Regions from separate parts of the Homo sapiens genome. Here region 1 is linked to region 2. The links are chromatin loops, found by intact Hi-C in ENCODE. Cell type or tissue: dorsolateral prefrontal cortex. All regions are shown on one strand. Each heading gives the region's core, and the rest is flanking DNA. Links, peaks and the distances in the headings are about the cores only. Region 1 overlaps ARHGEF4 (Rho guanine nucleotide exchange factor 4). Region 2 overlaps ARHGEF4 (Rho guanine nucleotide exchange factor 4).

The links. Hi-C counts contacts between places; a loop is a spot of excess contacts. Peaks named below come from ENCODE experiments on the same cell type or tissue, not always from the same donor. Only the 100,000 strongest peaks of a DNase experiment are listed, where the experiment ranks them.
Region 1: it touches region 2 in a loop (2.3-fold over the local background); 1 of 110 quality-filtered maps calls a loop at or near these places.

What each region holds. Positions count from the first base shown.
Region 1 is chr2:130,869,296-130,877,944 of GRCh38, forward strand. All of the region lies in intron 1 of ARHGEF4 (Rho guanine nucleotide exchange factor 4), which reads left to right. Among named protein-coding and RNA genes, the nearest start is that of ARHGEF4-AS1, 37 kb to the left of the region's middle. In dorsolateral prefrontal cortex, for the core only: CTCF peaks have their summits at 4,597 (motif pointing left) and 4,801; DNase peaks (open chromatin) are centred at 3,226 and 4,596; H3K27ac peaks cover 3,812 bases.
Region 2 is chr2:131,027,127-131,035,775 of GRCh38, forward strand. It overlaps ARHGEF4 (Rho guanine nucleotide exchange factor 4), which reads left to right. Exons shown (of 14, transcript NM_001367493.1): 5 at 819-958. SMIM39 (small integral membrane protein 39) reads left to right here and starts at 7,966. Exons shown (of 1, transcript NM_001414894.1): 1 at 7,966-8,136. The coding sequence starts at 7,966. The coding sequence ends at 8,136. In dorsolateral prefrontal cortex, for the core only: a CTCF peak has its summit at 3,433; a DNase peak (open chromatin) is centred at 3,455; H3K4me3 peaks cover 322 bases; H3K27ac peaks cover 767 bases.

The sequences.
Region 1 (8,649 bases), core at 2,687-6,686, 160 kb before region 2:
GGTGTGAGGATAGGAAAGAACACTCAGGAGCTGTAACCCACAGAACTTGGAGCCGGATAGATGTGGAATGGGTGAGGGAGGAAGTCTCGCAGGGCTCCGGGTCTCTGCCTTCATCAGCTGGGTCACTGGTGGTGTCACTGACTGAAGAGGGAGTTACCCCTGAGATAAGCAGGGAATCTTGGTGAGCAGTGAGGCCCCTGAGTCTGGGAAGGCAGCTGGCAGTAGCTATTTGATTGTGCCCAGCACATAGGCAGTGCTTGAATCTGTGATGGCACGAGATGACTCAGGGACTGTGTCTAGAATTCGAAGGAGTGTAGAAGCTGCTGGGGAACAATGACCTCTGCAGTTAGAGAGAAGAGAGGGTATGAAAGGAAGCTAGTGAGGCAGGGGAATGCCAGGCAGCAGTCACGGGCAGCCCGGCCAGAGCGGGGAGCTGACATATCCGCATTCAGACCAAGTCGTCCCTCAGCTAGGGAACGGCCGCCTCTTACTGAGGCCACCTGAAACCCTGAAAGGAAAAGGTGGAGAATGGTTTTGTGTTTTCGGTGTTAAGCTTGGGGGCCAGAGGCTCAGACTGGGAGCAGAGCTGTTTCTTGGACCCTCACTGTGTGCACACATGGGGTGCTGAACAAGGCCCCCTCCGTGGAACCCGGTGTGGCCAGCGGGACCCGCTGAGCTCTCAGGCTGGCTCTGGCAACAGCTGAAAAGCTCCATTATTTGCCTTTCTGGGTACATCTGCTGAAGAGGCTCAGCGTTTTGGGGCAGTGTGAACGTCTCCCTGCCACTGAGAACAATATTCGCCCTCTGCTGTCAACCCCTGCAGGGCCTCAGAGAAAGACGCTGCTGGAGGGTGGGAGGCCTGCCCACTGTTTCTTCCATGGGTATTGTTGCTTTTCCCTCTTGTGGCACCTCCTCCCCAGCCCAGGGTAGGCTGAAGGGGCAAGGACAACGCTGAACAGACGAGATGGGACCTAGCCCCCGGGAGCAGGGTAGGCCCTTTGGTAGGACTGGATGTCACGAGTGGGATGTGTTTCAGATGGAGCAACGGGCATGCTGAGATGGAAAAGCAGGAATGGGCATGAAGTGTACAGGGGCAGGGCTGGGGATGGCTCAGCTGAGGGGAGCCCTCCAGGGTCCCTAGCTGCCAGGACACTGCCCAGGAGAGGGGGCAGGAAGGGGCCCTCAGCCCTGTTCCTTCCCTTTGAGGCTTTGTGTTTGTGCGGCCCTCATTTTCCTGCACCCAATCTCATATGACCTTCTCAGAACCATGCACCTTGAAGTGAGTGAGGGTCAAAGAATGAAACAACTGCCCCAGTTACCAACAGTCAGGGATGAAGCCAGGGTGGAAACCAAGGTCTTCCATCCCTGGGGAGGGGAAGGGAACTCACTTTGGGGGTGCTCCTTATGTGCCAGGTATCTAATTTCTTACAAGGCTATGGTCAAGATGAGCCAGAGTAACCTGGAAGCAGCAGACGGTCACCCAGCGAGACATGGGGGTTGGCGGTGGTGGCAGAGAAGGGAAAGCAGGGAAGGCTTCCCAGGGGAGCTCGAAGCTGGCTGACTCTTGGCTAGGTGCAGGGTAGGGTGGGGCAGGTGTTCCAGGTCTCCTGCCTCCTCAGCTCTCCTAGATCTAAGTGCTGTCAGCCCAGGAACTGAGGTTTGCGGAGGAAGTGGCTGGTGCTAGGTAAGCCGTGGTGAACATCAGAGTGTGCTCAGGGGCTCCCTAGAAGCATATCTGCAGTCATGGGTGTCAGTGGGAGACGAGCTCCAACAGTCACTTCACTTTACCCATGAAAGCCTCTGGGGGGCATAAAGGGGCCCCGCCTGTGGGTTGCTGAGCTGGGGCACAGGTCAGCTCTCTCAACCCCACAATGGCCTGGATAAAGGATTTTTCTAAACCTCAGCTTCCTACACCTAGAGCTTTAAAATGCTCATTAATATACAAAGGCTTTCAAAGAGGCTGGGCGCAGTGGCTCACACCTGTAATCCCAGCACTTTGGGAGGCCGAGGTGGGCGGATCACCTGAGGTCAGAAGTTCGAGACTAGCCTGGCCAACATGGTGAAACCTTGTCTCTACTAAAAATACAAAAATTAGCCAGGCTTGGTGGTGGGCACCTGTGATCCCAGCTACTCGGGAGACTGAGGCAGGAGAATTGCTTGAACCCGGGAGGCAGAGGTTGCGGTAAGCCAAGATCGAGTCATTGTACTCCAGCCTGGGCGGCAAGAGCAAAACTCCGTCTCAAAAAAATATATATATATACATATATATATACACATATATACATACATATATATATGCATACACACACACACACACCTGCTTTCAGAAATTTTTAGGAAAAAAAATCTAACTTTATAGCATTTCCAAAATCATCTGATCACTCATCCCTTCATTTGTTGTCTTCCAAATCCTGTGGACACTATTTCAGGGGATGCTTCATGCCAGCAACCTGGGAAACTCAGGTCCACTCTCCCCTACACTGGAGACCTTTTGAACCCTCATTAATGAAAAATCAAGCACTTTTTCTTAACTCTTGCCAGTGGAGAAGGAAAAATGGAGAGACCTTATCTCCCTGGTTTTGAGGTTAATTCTTCCCCCCAAATAAAGATCCATGGAACAGGGTGGGTGTGGGAGCCTATCCAGCGTCATGATGATCTTGGCACATGCCTATCAGCTGTGAGCCTCAGGTGAGCACTCAGCCTAGCAGAACACCAGCTGTGCATCTGCAAAATGGAGCAACAGGGCCTCGCAGCACCGCAGCGCGGTTCAGGTCAGGGCAGGCAATCGGCCCAGCTGGGAATAAACTGTTAGCTCCTTCCTCTGCTGGAAATAGGCTTAGCCTTATAAAAATGAGTTAAAGCCTATTTCTAGCAGTTGGCCATGTTGATAAAGTGGATTAGCTCTTCCTCTGCTTGTTATCAAAACACAGGGCTCAAGCTTCAGGGAGCTGGCAGAGAGGGTGTGTGAGCGACATGGGCCCAGCATCAGGCGTGACCCTATCCTGATCCCTGTTGCAAAGCCTACCCTGACTCCAGAAGGCACCAGGAGCATGCGACTGACGGCAGATGAACGTTTGAAATTGAGGCTGTCTTGGGAAACCCAGCCCTGGTGGCTCCTGCAGCCCCAGGTACTTCTATCCAAAGCAGGGTCCCCCCAGGCCCCCTGCCCAGGCCCCTTTCCGGGACTTAGGTTCCTGCCATCCCCAGCCCTCCTCCGCACCTCCTCGTTTGAGCTGAATCACGCCAATTGTGTGTCCCGTCCCCGTGACCACTGGGTACAATCGCAAATCTTACTGCTGGCAAGTTCTTTTGTCTGACTTCTGCAAGTCTTTTAATGGGGTTTCTAAAGAAGTCACTGGAAAGGAGACTGTTTTCCTGCCAGATCCTCAGCAGAGGGAAGAATTTCCCTGTTGTTTCGGGATTATGGGTTGCAAGGGAGGCGATACAAAGGAGCAGAGGAGAAGAATGGGCCAGGACACAAACTCCGTATGTGTCAGCTGGGAGCAGCAGCACCTCACGGGGCCTTGGTGCACTTTGGGGGCTGAGGTCAGGTCTCGTGGTCACCTGCCTGTGTGGAGCCAGCCCTGAGCCCTGCCTGCAGCTGGCCCAGCACACACATGCCTGCACCATCCACATGCCTACCTGGGGCATGCATGCAGAGGCTTGGGGTGTTCGCCTGTGGAGCACACCTTTAGAGGCTGCAAGGCAGCAAGCCTCTGAGTCAGGCAGCCAAGGCAGGGCTGTGGGCACTCGTGCTCTTTTGCTGCCTTCCCCAGTCTCCAGGGGAATGGGCACACACAGGCTCTGGAGCCAAAGTGCCCGGATTCAAACCCTCCACTCCCTAGCTGGTGTGACTGGGAAAAGCCACTTGATCTGTCTGTGCTGTGTCTTCATTATCTGTCAAATGGCGATACAGTGCACACCTCATATGGTTGTCATAAGGCTGGCCTGTGGCAAAGGTTCAACAAATACTGTCATCAGCATTACTCCCATCTTATGAAGGAAGAAAATAGGCCGGGCACGGTGGCCACGCCTGTAATCCTAGCACTTTGGGAGGCCGAGGCGGGTGGATCACCTGAGATCAGGAGTTCGAGACCAGCCTGGCCAACGTGGTGAAACCTCTTCTCTACTAAAAATACAAAAATTAGCTGGGCATGGTGGCGGGCACCTGTAATCCTAGCTACTCGGGAGGCTGAGGCAGGAGAATCACTTGAACCTGGGAAGCAGGTTGCAGTGAGCCGAGACTGCGCCATTGCACTCCAGCCTGGGAGACAGGAGTGAAACTCCATCTCAAAAAAAAAAAAAAGGAAAAGAAAAGAAGACCCACTTTTTACTTAGCTAACTAATGACAGAACTAAGTAGGACATCTGTCTAATTCCAGTTAGTGGCTAGCGGCTTCTTTTTAGAATACCAAGCTGCCTTTCAGAAGCCAGATCGAGTGATCCTGGGGCTAGGTGGGTGATGAACACTTTGGAGGGGTGGGGTTTGGTGCAGGCCATACTGTCTTGGATTTCCAGGTACCCCTAAGTTCCCTGGTCCATCTGATTTCATCCAGGCCGCTTTGCAGGAAGTGACAGCTGTTTGGGGTTCCTTGGTGCCCCCTGCCGGATAGATTGCATCTAACGTTTTCCTGGGTTGATGAAAGCCCTGGGTGCTTTGAAACTGGCTGGCTCTCCAGATTCAGGAGGGATGTGGATGTTTTTGTCTGCCTCTGCCTTAGCCATCCTGGGCCCAGCAGCTCAATTCCTCAATTCAACCCTGGTTTTTCTTTCACTAATTAAAAGAAGTAGCTTTTAACTCTCCTTTTTACGAGCAGCTTACCAACTGTTCTGCCCCAGCGACTCACCCCACGCTGGGGGATCTCCCTATCAGCAAAAACGGAGGCTCAGTCCCTGCAGATGTTTGGTGGTTCTGTTGCATTCTGTTCTTTCTCCTTTTCAGTAGACAAACTACAAGGCGGCTGTACCAACAGTTTATCCTCTTGTTTCTTCCTCATGTGTTGGGAAAACAGGTCCCAGGAATCCTGGTGGAAGCACATTGGTGGGGAGCTGAGGAGCCTTCTGTTCCCAAGTCATTCTGCTGACATGGCCAGGCCCTCCTCAGGCCCACAAGGTGTGTGCTCAGCACGCCTCTGTCTGTGTGGCCTTGGAGGGATCATGTCTCTGCACCTTTTCTTTCTTACATGACAAATAAACAAAGTCTGCTCAAAATTCCTTAAAGGGTACTCTGAGGACTCAGCTAGTGAGTGGGAATACGACTGCTTTCATAATTAAGTTAAACTTTTTAAGGAGATAATTATAGACTCACATGCAGTTCTAAGAAATAATACAGAGATCTATCATGTACCCTTTACTGTTCCCCCCACTGGTAGCATCTTGCAAAATTTAGCACAGTCTCACACCCAGAATCTTGACAGGGACAGCCACATGGAACATTGCCATCACCACAGCATTGGTCATGCCCTTCTTTCATAACCACTGCCACCTCCCCATCTTTCACCGCTGACAACCCACAGATCTGCGGTCCATTTCTATAATTTTTTCATTTCAAGAATAGTATAAAATGGATCCATATAGTATGTACCATTTTGGGTTTGAATTTCTTTGCTCAGCATTATTCTCTAGAGACTCATCCAAGTTGTGCATATGGCATGTAATTGCCATAAGCTTTGGTTGTTTTCCAGGTCTCCTACAAAGTTGGTTCTGGCAACTCTGGTTCGTTTTTTGATGTTTCTGTTGGAGTTCTCTAGTCTGCTATTTTGCTGACATCATTCCTCTGGAAGATGACTTTAAAATTAGAAAATATTCTGATTTTCCTTCTCCCTTGTTCCCTTTGTATTCTTTTTCTCTCATGAGCTCTATTTCTTCTGTCTTGTGGCTGTCCCTTAGGGCTTTTCCATCAGCCTTATTCTCTTGTTCCTCCACATACAAACTCTAGATTAGCGCATTGCTTGGCTTTATCTACAGATCGATGGCCCCACATCAGTCTCCAGCCCCGATATCACTCTTTTCCATCTGACCACCTCCTGGATACCTACTGTCTGAGTCAGTTTTCTGTTGCTATAACTGAATACCTGAGACTGGGTAATCTTTAAAAAGGTTTATTTTGGTTGATGGTTCTGGAGGCTGGGAAGTGCAAGATCAGACAGCCACGTCTGCTTGGCTTCAGATGAGAGCCCCTTTCTGCATCAACAGCTGGTGGAGAAGTGGAAGGGAAAGCAGGCAATTGTGAAAGTGTGGCCCCACTTTCTAACAACCAGCTCTCATGGCAACTAATTCAGTCCTGCAAGAACTCACTCACTCCCAGGAGAATTAACCTAGTCCCTCTAGAGCAGCATTAATCCCCCCGATGATCAAATCACCTCTTAGATTTCGCCACCTCCCAACACTGCCATGCTGGGGATCAAATTTCCAAGGCATGAATTCTGAGGGACACACTTAACCCATAGCTCCTACCAAGATATTCCGCAAGTGGATCAAACTCAGTCTCATTTCTCTCCCTCCCGGCTCCCACACTTGCTTCTGGGCAGCCTCCTAACATATTTTGTGGTCTCCAGTCATGCCCACTCTAGTTATGTCTCCATATGGAAGCCAGTCTTTAACACCAATCCAGCTTCCCTAGTGTGGCAGACAAGACCATTTAACTTCAGCCCATTCTTCTTTGGCTCTCTTTCTCTTTCTGTAACTCCCATCACGCCGCTTCACTGCGTGGCACATGCCTCCAGCCTTTCCCTAACATGTCACCTCTACCTGGAATGTCAGCTTTTTCTCCAGCCAGGAACCTTACCTTCTAGTTGGTTCAGCCGCTCATAGGGTAGGCTTTCCCCATGTCCTCACCCCGCAGGTGATTCCCTCCATGTGTCACCCTGGATTGCCATGGCTTGTTTGCTGTCTGTCTTGCTCTACAGCCTCCTGGGGGCACAGGCGGCCTAGGGTTTGGAGGGGCTGCATCACAGGACGCTGCCTGACAGGCAGTAGGAGCACCGCATGAATGCTGCCGAGTGGATGGAGGACTCAGGTCCTAGCTTATGGAAATGCCAGCACTTAGAGAACGCTTTCTGTGGGACTGACTGTGTGCTAGGTACTTTGTATGAGCATCTTTTTTTTGTTTGTTTCTTTGAGACAGAGTCTCTGTCACCCAGGCTGGAGTGCAGTGGCGCGATCTCGGCTCACTGCAAGCTCCGCCTCCTCGGTTCACGCCATTCTCCTGCCTCAGCCTCCTGAGTAGCTGGGACTACAGGGGCCCGCCAACATACTCGGCTAATTTTTTTGTATTTTTAGTAGAGACGGGGTTTCACCATGTTAGCCAGGATGGTCTCGATCTCCTGACCTTGTGATCCGCCCGCCTCGGCCTCCCAAAGTGCTGGTATTACAGGCTTGAGCCACCGCGCCCAGCCATGATCATCTTTTCAAAGAGATAGGTATTATTAGCTCCCACTCAAAGATGAGCAAACAAAATCTAAGAGAGTTAAAGTAACTTGCCCAGCTAACTAGAGGGGAAGGTGGGATGTGGACCCAGTTCTGGATGATCCCAAAGCCTGTGTGATCTTTCAGGGTTGTCCTTTCTCCTGAAGTAAAGGCTCAGCAGCTCTTACAAATATATGGATCTTATTTGTCGTTTTTAGATATGTGTGAATATATGCAGTCATGTGTGTCAGGGCAGAGAATTAGTATGTATTTGATAGAGTAAAATAAAAGGGTCTAGGTACAGTGATTCCTAACTTGGGGCTTTTAGTGCCAAAGTAAGATTATGAGGAAGCCCTCCATGGTGGCGATGGGGTCCTCAGAACACACAGGCTCCAACCCGCTCTCCGTGCATGCCCTCCAGCTCACAGGGAGCTGCGTAGAAGCGGTGCTCCCAGGGTAAGGGGGACGCAGGGGTTCTAGAATAGGCCCAGCTCAAATGAGTACATAGCTTAGAGAACCATGGGGCAGAAAGTGGAGAGGGGATGTGCTTTTTTAAAAAAAATCATTTATTTTAAGATTTATTATTTTAATTAACGAATAAATATGGTATATATTTAGTGTACACAACATGTTTTGAAATGTGCATGTGTTGTGGAAAGCCTAACTTGAGCTAATTCACACATGCATTGCTTCACATAGTTATCATGGGATGTGCTTTTCATTCACTTCTCCAGAGTGCCAGACTTCTAAGGCTTAGCGATCCCAAACAGGCATTGGCTTGCCCAGTCATGCCTCCTGGAGCCGTGCGTGGTGGTGCACATGCCTCTAGTTCCAGCTGCTTGGGGGGCTGAGGTGGAAGGATTGCTTGAACCCAGTAGGCCAAGGCTGCAGTGAGCTATGATGGCACCACTGCAATGCAGCCTGGGTGACAGACCGAGACTCTGTCTCAAAAGAATAAATATATAAATAATCATGCCACCTTCTCAGGGGTCCTTCTCTGTCTTGCATAAAATATGAGCCACCCCTATCCACCCCAACCAACCAAACCTTGGAACAACATATCTCCCTTATTCTTTTTTGTTTTCTCCACACCTTTCACCACTATCTGACATGTAATTATTTATCATTCATCACTTCTGTTAGAATGTCAGCGCCATGGGGTTGGGGATTTTGACTGTTTGCTTTAACCAGTGTATCACCAGTTCCTGAAACAGCACCAGGCACTGAATCTGTGTTGAATAAA
Region 2 (8,649 bases), core at 1,726-5,725:
CACCACAGCAGCACAGGGAATGACCCACCCTGCTCCAGCAGTACAGCCAACACACAAAATGTGAAAGACTCGTACAACACAAGACTGTGTGGCAGTGAAAATGAAACAATCACAGCTACACACACAGTTGAGTGAAAAGAGCCAGCCAGAGAAGAGTGGATTTGCTGGATCCCTTTAGACAAGGTCAAAACTTAGCATAACTGACAGAACTAAATGCTAAGACAAAGGCATGAGAATGATTTATTACAAGTTCTAACTCTTGAATATCTCTACAGGAGGGAGATGGGAATGGGACTGGAATGGAGTATACAAGATATGGAAGGTCAAGTTTCTGGTGTTTTTCTTAAGTAGAGTGATGGGTATCAGGACTGTTCATTGTATTAAATTTCAAACCATATTTGCATGTATGTAACTATGTTTTCTTTGAATACACACATATATATTGCATAACAAAATGTTAACATTTTTCCTAAGGGCCTATACTATAGCCAACACAATGGAAAATGGTTTGTCACTGAATACAACCTAAGGGGCTCTCGAGCTGTGTGATGGTGAATACTTATGTTTCCTTGTCAGCCAAGTTGCTGTAGACTGGGTGATGGGTGACTAATGGTGGTGGTGTGAGTGAGTTGGTGCATTCTTTCACCCAGGCCACATGTTTGTGGCAAGGATGGTTTGAGAACCTAGCCCTGCAACCTGCACGCTCCCCCTGCAGAAGAAGCATTTGTCCTGAACCCACTGGGCTCCTTCTCCACGTGTTCTCCCCTCAGCCCTTCCCAGCCCAGCCCCCTTTGCCCAGCTGCTGTCTCTCCTTCCAGCCATGCCTGATGGAGCTCTGGACACAGCTGTCTGCGCTGACGAAGTGGGGAGCGAGGAGGACCTGTATGATGACCTGCACAGCTCCAGCCACCACTACAGCCACCCTGGAGGGGGTGGGGAGCAGCTGGCTATCAATGAGGTAGGGTCAGGGCTGCACGGGCAGAGGGAGGGACAGGCTGGGGCTACAGGCTAGATTCCAGCACGCTAATGCAGGCCAGATGCCCACAGTCCACGTTCCATGTGGCTGCTGGTGGTGCTGGCCATACACAGCGCAGTTTCAGCCTGCAGTCCTCATTTGGGATGTGGTGTCAAGAGCACGGTTTGTCCAACACAGGACTCCCTGTGCCCTCCTGAGGCCCACAGAGCAGATGCAATGCCAGCGTGCTGGTCCACCTTATGGGGCTGTCCTAGTGAGCAGCTGTCAAGAGCCATCCCAGCTGGAGGAGTCCTACTTAGTAGAAGGGAGGCTAGGGCTTCTCCAGTCACTCCAGCCCCTGACCCCCCAACCAGCCATCTGGGCAGGCTGGGAACAAGTTGAGGGAAAAACCATTTTCTCTCCTGACAACAGGAGTTCAGAAGTATTGCTGTTGCTATGACAACTGCGTGCAAGTTGCTGTGTTTTTGCTATTCCTACTGAAGCAGAAGAAATCCATGAGAATCCTCATCCAGGCAAAACTGGTTCCCATCTGAGTTCTCCCTTTGCATTCCCAATAAGAGAGGAATCGTGATGCTTTAACGCCCCTCTCTTTCTCACTCACCCTCCTACTTTCTCAGCCTCTTTTACTTAACTGGAGGGTGTTGTTGAACGTCATGGAAGTGTAACCAGTTGACCAGCACAAGCACATGCCCATAGCAAATGCCATGTTCTCTAGTCAGGAGGTACTGGTGTGTTTCTGCTTCATTAAAACTGGACTCTGACAACCCAGGATCTTATAGCACACAGGTTTTTCCTTAAGAAGAGATCAATTTTGGAAGAGTTAGACTTTTCTGTGAATGAATGAGTTGGGGGGCTTCTCAGAAGCCAGTGAGGAGGGTGGCGTCCTCCTTACCCACTGGACAGAGGAGTGGAATCAAAGGCCCATGAACTCCTCCTAGAGGCCCAGCTCTAGATGATGATTTAAAACAGTCATTAAGGGCGGGCATGGTGGCTCACGCCTATAATCTCAGCACTTTGGGAGGCTGAGACGGGTGTATCACCTGAGATCAGGAGTTCAAGACCAGCCTGGCCAACACTGAAACCCCATCTCTACTAAAAATACAAAAATTAGCCAGGCATGGTGGCGGGCACCTGTAATCCCAGCTACTCGAGAGGCTGAGGCAGGAGAATAGCTTAAACCTGGGAGGCAGAGGTTGCAGTGAGCCAAGATCGTGCCACTGCACTACAGCCTGGGCAACAGAGTGAAACTCCATCTCAAAAATAAAAATAAAACAGTCGTTAAATAATGCGCTACTCAAAATCCATGGTGCATAAAAAATAAACATGTAAATAAGCTTTCCCAACAAAACCTTTCTTTTTAAGTGCCTCTTCGTAAGCTACTTGGGATGGAAGGTGTTCTGAAATGATGCCACCTGAAGCAGAATTCACAAGGAATGGTTGTGCTTTTCCTTTTTTTTTTTTTTTTGAGATGGAGTCTCACTCTTGTCGCCCAGGCTGGAGTGCATTGGCACAGTGGTCTCGGCTAACTGCCACCTCCGCCTCCCAGGTTCAAGTGATTCTCCTGCCTCAGCCTCCCAAGTAGCTGGGATTACAGGCGCCCGCCACCACACCTGGCTAATTTTTGTACTTTTAGTAGAGACAGGGTTTCACCATGTTCGCCAGGCTAGTCTCAAACTCTTGAACTCAGGTGATCTGCCCGCCTCAGCCTCCCAAAGTGCTGGGATTACAAGCGTAAGCCACCACACTCGGCCAGTTGTACTTTCTCTGGAAGACTCAGGCTGCCTCCTCCATCTTGGGGCTCGGTCCAGCAGGGGGACCCCGAGGGGGCCTGTCAGATGTGGGGCATGGAGCACTGAGCAGTGACCGTTTGAGCTGGTTCACATGGCTGTGACACCAGATGGTGTGAGGCTGTGCAGGGCTGATGGTAACTGACTGCACACACCCAGCAGGGTGAGCTCTCAGTACATCTCCAACCACGAGGGTGATCATCCCAACCAAAGCCCTCAGGACTCCGGAGAGGTGGGGGTTCCATGGCTGGCCTTATGGCTGCGTTGATCTTGTGTCTGCATTTCATAGTTGTGTGTCTCCTACCTGAGGATAAAATTATGGATTGTCACATCTTGCTGCTGGCGAAGAGGTGTTTTTTTGGGCTCTGAGTTCCTTGACAAGTTGTTCATTCTAAGATGCTTTGGCCGAGAAAGGCCAAGAGCCAGGACTTCTCTGAAAAAATAACCCAAAAAATGAGGCTCTGTCATCTTTCTGAGGGAAAGGCAGGCAATTTAGATTTGGATTGTGTAAGCGCCTGTTTGGTCCTGTTTGGTTCAGAGGTCTCTCCTGGCATTGGAGGTTGCTGAGCAGACGGAGTGTTGCTGCTTTGCCTTAACGTTTAGGGCGCGTGTCCCCAGGGAGAAGGACACACACATCACAGAGGAGAGCAGGAAGTCAGGCAGAGGGAGCCCGTCTCCTGCGATGCTGCAGGCTGGTGCTGGGGAGGCTGGCTCCTGTCCCAGATGGCATCCACGCGCCTCATGAAGGCTACCAGTGCTTCCAGATCCTCATGTAGAAAGGCTGTCCTGAGAGAGGCAGTAAGAAGGGCAGGCCTGGGCTTGGAGGCCTCTCTGGGTCCAGCACAGCGCTGCAGCAAGGCCATCTCTGTGTTTTGTGGGTGGATGTGACACCGGAGCCCTCACTGTGCCTAGCTTGCACTGCAGACTCAGGAAAGGTGGTGCCTGCCTGTTAGGAGCCGCCAGAAGCATTAAGTGGACTCACTCATCAGAAACTGAAAAGATAAGAAGTGATTGTCCTGCGACAGGCCAGTTCCCGGGCCTTCAGGGCAGCACTCCCACGGGCTCAGCCAGAAGCTTTGCTGGGGGTTAGCGTGACTTTAATATCTAGAGATGAGCAAAGCAACAGGTGTCAGAAAAAAGTCCTTACTAAATAATATTTGGCTTGCCCTAAAATCACACATTCACTTCTATTTTCTAAGAATATGTAGGGGCTAAATTGTGGCCCTTTCTTATCTTTTTGAGCTCTCAGTTCCTTGACAAGTTGTTCATTCTAAGATGCTTTGGCCAAGGAATATCTAAGATGTTTGACATCAACATGAACAAGAAAGGGTCACAATTTAGCCAGATGCCTCCCTCAGAAGGGGAAACCACCTTGCAATTTCCTAAGCAGAACGAATGCAAACCCTCTGGCCTGGAGAGCGGCCCACTCGGGGCAGAGCCGCGAGGCAGTTTGCATTCCAGGTACATGAGGAGTGATTTTTATGCTTGCACACAGATGTGTGTGCACGTGCTGTACATAAAGGGTGTGGGTGTGTGTTGCATACATGTAACGTGTGTAGTGAGTACTTGCGTCAGGGACGCACCAGGTCCTAGGATGCAGCTGTGCAGAAGCCATAGTCCTGCCTGCAGGGAGCTGCCCACAGGCCGTGTCTGTGTGGGCCCCTGCATTGTCCCATATGGGCCTGAGGAACGTGCAAACAGGCACAATGTCTCGTTCCTTCTGCATTCCTTGAGTTCCCTGTGCCCTGCCCCTCGTGAGTGTCCAGTCCCTGCCAGGCAAATTAAGGAATGCAGACGCTGAGTGTTTTCAGTGCCCAGGAGTGTACTCTCTTCTTCCAGCACTGGCCCCTCTAGGGCCTACCCCCAAGGCCATGGCCCAGGCCTGGGCCTGTCTGCCCAGTTCCTCGCCCTCCCCCTTGACTCTCTTGGGCTGCACTGTGCCCCTGCAGTCAGGCCTGAGGCCACCCTAAGCCCCCTGGACTTTTTCTGAAGCTAAAGCCAGAAGCGCCTGTCAGTGAGAGTGACCACCCAGCTCCCTCCCCACCACCACCACCGTGTGGGCAGTGCTGCCAGTGCGAGCCATGATGTGACCAGGGGAGAGGACGGCCTGGCTCCTGCTGGGGAGGTCTAGGGTCTCCCATTGCCCACTGGCACCTGTGAACAGCAGCCTGTCCCCTGCCTCATGTCTTGCAGCATCCTGTGAGCTGCTTCTGCCCCACCTCATGGAGTGCCTAAGCCCAGCTCGTCTTCCAGCCTGGTGAGGATGAGCACGAGGTGTCTGGCGCACTGATAGGCATCAGGCTCCTCTGTGGGGCCGAGGAGGGGGAACAAGAGCCAGGTCCGGCCTGGGGACAGATGTCCCCAGGGCAGGGTCACTGCCCTTGCTCTCCTGGCATTCTCCATGAGACAACCCGAGGATGCTATAGGACATGAGGCCAGCTCTTGGTCACCCCTCATGGAGTCACTCTGACTCGCTCCAGGTGTTTTTGTCTTCCCTGAGTTCCCGTGCCGCTGGACATCCCTCCCCAGTCCTGACCTGGCTCTTATTCCCCCTCCTCAGCCCCAGGGAGGAGCCTGATGGCTGTCAGTGCTGCAGATACCTTGTACTCATCCTCATTAGGCTGGACAGCAAGCTGGGCTTAGGTGCTCCATGAGGCGGGGCAGGAGCAGCTCACAGTCCCTTGGGGCCACTGCTGCCACTTTTGCGCAGGGCTGCAAGGTCACCTGGTGGCCAGCCCCTCCAAAGTGGCTTTCCTCTTCCCTTTGTCCTCCCAAAGCCACAGCACTGGGGGCTCACCCCTCATCTGCCCCAGACACCTATGTCTCCCTTCTGCTTGCACCTCAGTCCTGCCACCAGCCTAGTTGGGCCACTCCCCTCCCTGGTGGGAGCTGTCTGTCCAACCCCTCAAGGGCCTAGGCCTTTGCCTTCAAGCTTTCTTTTCTTTTCTTTTCTTTTTTCTTTTTTTTTTTTTTTTTTTTTTGAGACGGGGTCTCACTCTGTCACCCAGGCTGGAGTACAGAAGCATAATCTTGGCTCATTGCAACCTCCACCTCCCAGGCTCAAGTGATCCTCCCACCTCAGTCTTTCTCGTAGCTGGGACTACAGGCACATGCCGCCACTCCTGGCTAATATGTGTATCTTTTGTAGAGATGGAGTTTCACTATGTTGCCCAGGCTGGTCTCGAACTCCTGAGCTCAAGCGATCTGCCCGCCTTGGCTTCGCAAAGTGCTGGGATTACAGGTTGTGAGCCACCACACCCTGTCTGCCTTCAAGCTTTTCTGTTAGGTTTTTGGTCATGAAACTCACATAGGAAAGCTGTTACCACTGCCGTTCCTGCCATAAACCCAGCTCTCTGGGATATAGAGGCTGGGGGCCCCTAGGCAGGGAGAAGGACCCTGCTCAGTCCTCAGTCAGGGGTGCTTCAGCCACCTTCAGTCCTCCCCAGGCTGCCCTGCTGTGCATGGGGCAGAGGATGTGCGCAGCACTCAGCTGGGGCTGAAGAACCAACCCCTGCCTGCCCAGGCCTGGCCCAGTGGCCGAGCAGGCTGCTGTAGACCCTCCAGCACTCAGTGCCTTTGCCGGCCATCCAGCTCACCGACCCACTGTACCCAGGGCCCAGAGGACATGTACCCTTCTGGGTGGCCAGCTGTTCAGAGGCCACAGGTGCACAATGAAGCATCCACACGTCAGGGGTTCGAAGCCACACCCCATGAGAGGACACATCACCATCTTACTAGAGGACTGCTGGGATTTGGGGGTACCAGCGAGACTTTAGATGTCTTCTGATCCCCCCAATTCTCCTGACAGCTTGGGGGAGCAAACCTGCAGACCAGCGTTTTCTAAAGAACTGGGCATGAGCAGTACACCAGGCGGATGGGCCCAGGCTGAACCTTCAGATGTGAGGGAGGCACACAGCCTCTCTGGACACATCCCTGACACTTCTCTGCACACACACACGGGCACCCACATGTTGTACATAGGCACATGCATGGAAACCCCACCCACATACACACAGGTACCCATATGTATATACACACAGAGGTATCCCCTTACACAGAGGTGCCTATGCCCATGCACACACAGGTACCCCTTGTGTACACACATGCACACACATGTGGCATCCACTCTGCTTTACAGTCAACAGGATGGTGACATTCAGGGTACACTCACCTATCTTTGCAAGGGGTGGCCAAGAGCTGGCCACACACAGAGAGATCAGAGCATACAAAGTCACTCCCATGGGAACACCCAGTCTGCACACATTCCCTCTGTGCGCCCCTCCCTGCCCTCCAGGAACTCTTCTTGCTCCAGGATTCAAAGCACTGAGCTTGTTGCCCAGAAATCTCTGCCCATGCCTGAGCGGAGTGTTTAGCCCTCTCCCCTGCAGTCTTCTTATCTCTCAGAAGGACACACTGACTGTACCTGGGCTGTCATTCTTAAGGATAGAATGAGAGCTCTTGCACAAGAGCTTTGAAACCTACAGGGTTAAGGTTGCAGGCTGTGTCGAGTGGAGGCAGAGGAAGCCCTGGACGCCTGGCTTTTCCAAAGGAACACAATGCTGCTCGGACGCTGCGGTCAGTGAAGAGGGGCCCCTCAGGGTGGATCGCTCCCACCGGAGTTTAAATCCTGCCTCCGCCATCCCTGCATTCCTGCGCGATTTTATGACTGAGCAGAATCCCTAACCTTTCAGAGCCACGTTTACTCATCTGTGAAGTGGGGGCCTGCGGCCAGTCCTTGTAAGGAATCAGAGTCCCTGGCCCATCCCTCCCCAAAGCGCCGGTGCCAGGCGTTTTGGCCTCTGTATCTCTGAAACGAGGAGGTCCCGGGGCATCCCCGAGCGCCCCCGTGGCCATCTGTGCCACTGGCCAGCCCAGGGCCAGGACTGCTGTGCCGGCGTGGAGATTCCCGACCCTTTCCAAGGAGGTGCCAAGGGCGCAGCGCAGCGCACGCCCGAGCCGCCGCGGTCCCTCTGAGCCTCTCCAGCCCGCCGCCGCCGCCGCCCCCGCCCGCACAGCCGGCTTGGTTGCCAGGGTTGCCAGGGCTTGGGGCCTGGGAGGCGCCGCGCGCACGGCGCCGGCTTCGCGGGAGGAGCCCCAGGCCCGCGAGCGCAGGCGCCCCGCCTCTCCCCGGGCGCTGCGGGCCACCGGCTCGGCCCTGTGCGGCGGGATCTCGGGGCCGCACGGAGCGGGAGGCCGGGCGCCATGGCGAGGGCCCCGCAGCCCCGGCGCGGCCCCGCGGCGCCCGGGAACGCCCTGCGCGCCCTGCTGCGCTGCAACCTGCCCCCCGGCGCCCAGCGCGTGGTGGTCTCCGCCGTGCTGGCGCTCCTGGTTCTCATCAACGTCGTACTGATCTTCCTGCTGGCCTTCCGCTGAGCGGCCGCGCAGGGCGCCGCGCCGGGGTGAGTGGCGCGGGCGACGGCACTCCAGCCGTTGCCACCCGCGGCCTCCGCACTGGTCGCGGAGGGAAGGCCTCCTTCCACCCCATGTGCTCACTACCAGGGCCTGGTCCGGGGGTGTCGCCGAGCGGGTGCCTGAGGGGCGTGGTGGCACGTGTGTCACAGGGTCCTTCTGTCCTCTGTGCCCTGTGGGGAGTGGGGGCTGCGGGGGCGAGGGGGGAGGCCAAAATGGCGCGTCTCTGCGAGTAACCGAGGATGCGGATTCAGCTGGGGCTCCCCGGCTGCTTGTCTGGAAACGGAGTGCATGTGACCGCTGGGTGAGCGACCCGCGCTTGCATCTGTGTAGGTTGAGTCAGGTGTGTGGAAGACCCCCGGGCACCGCTGCGCATGTTACCTGCAGTTGTTTTTCCCGTTTTAGGCCTTAAAATACGTGGTGTCAGTCTTCCCACGGGCAGAGCCCCTCTGCCCCCCTTGCACGTGGGCCCTCTGA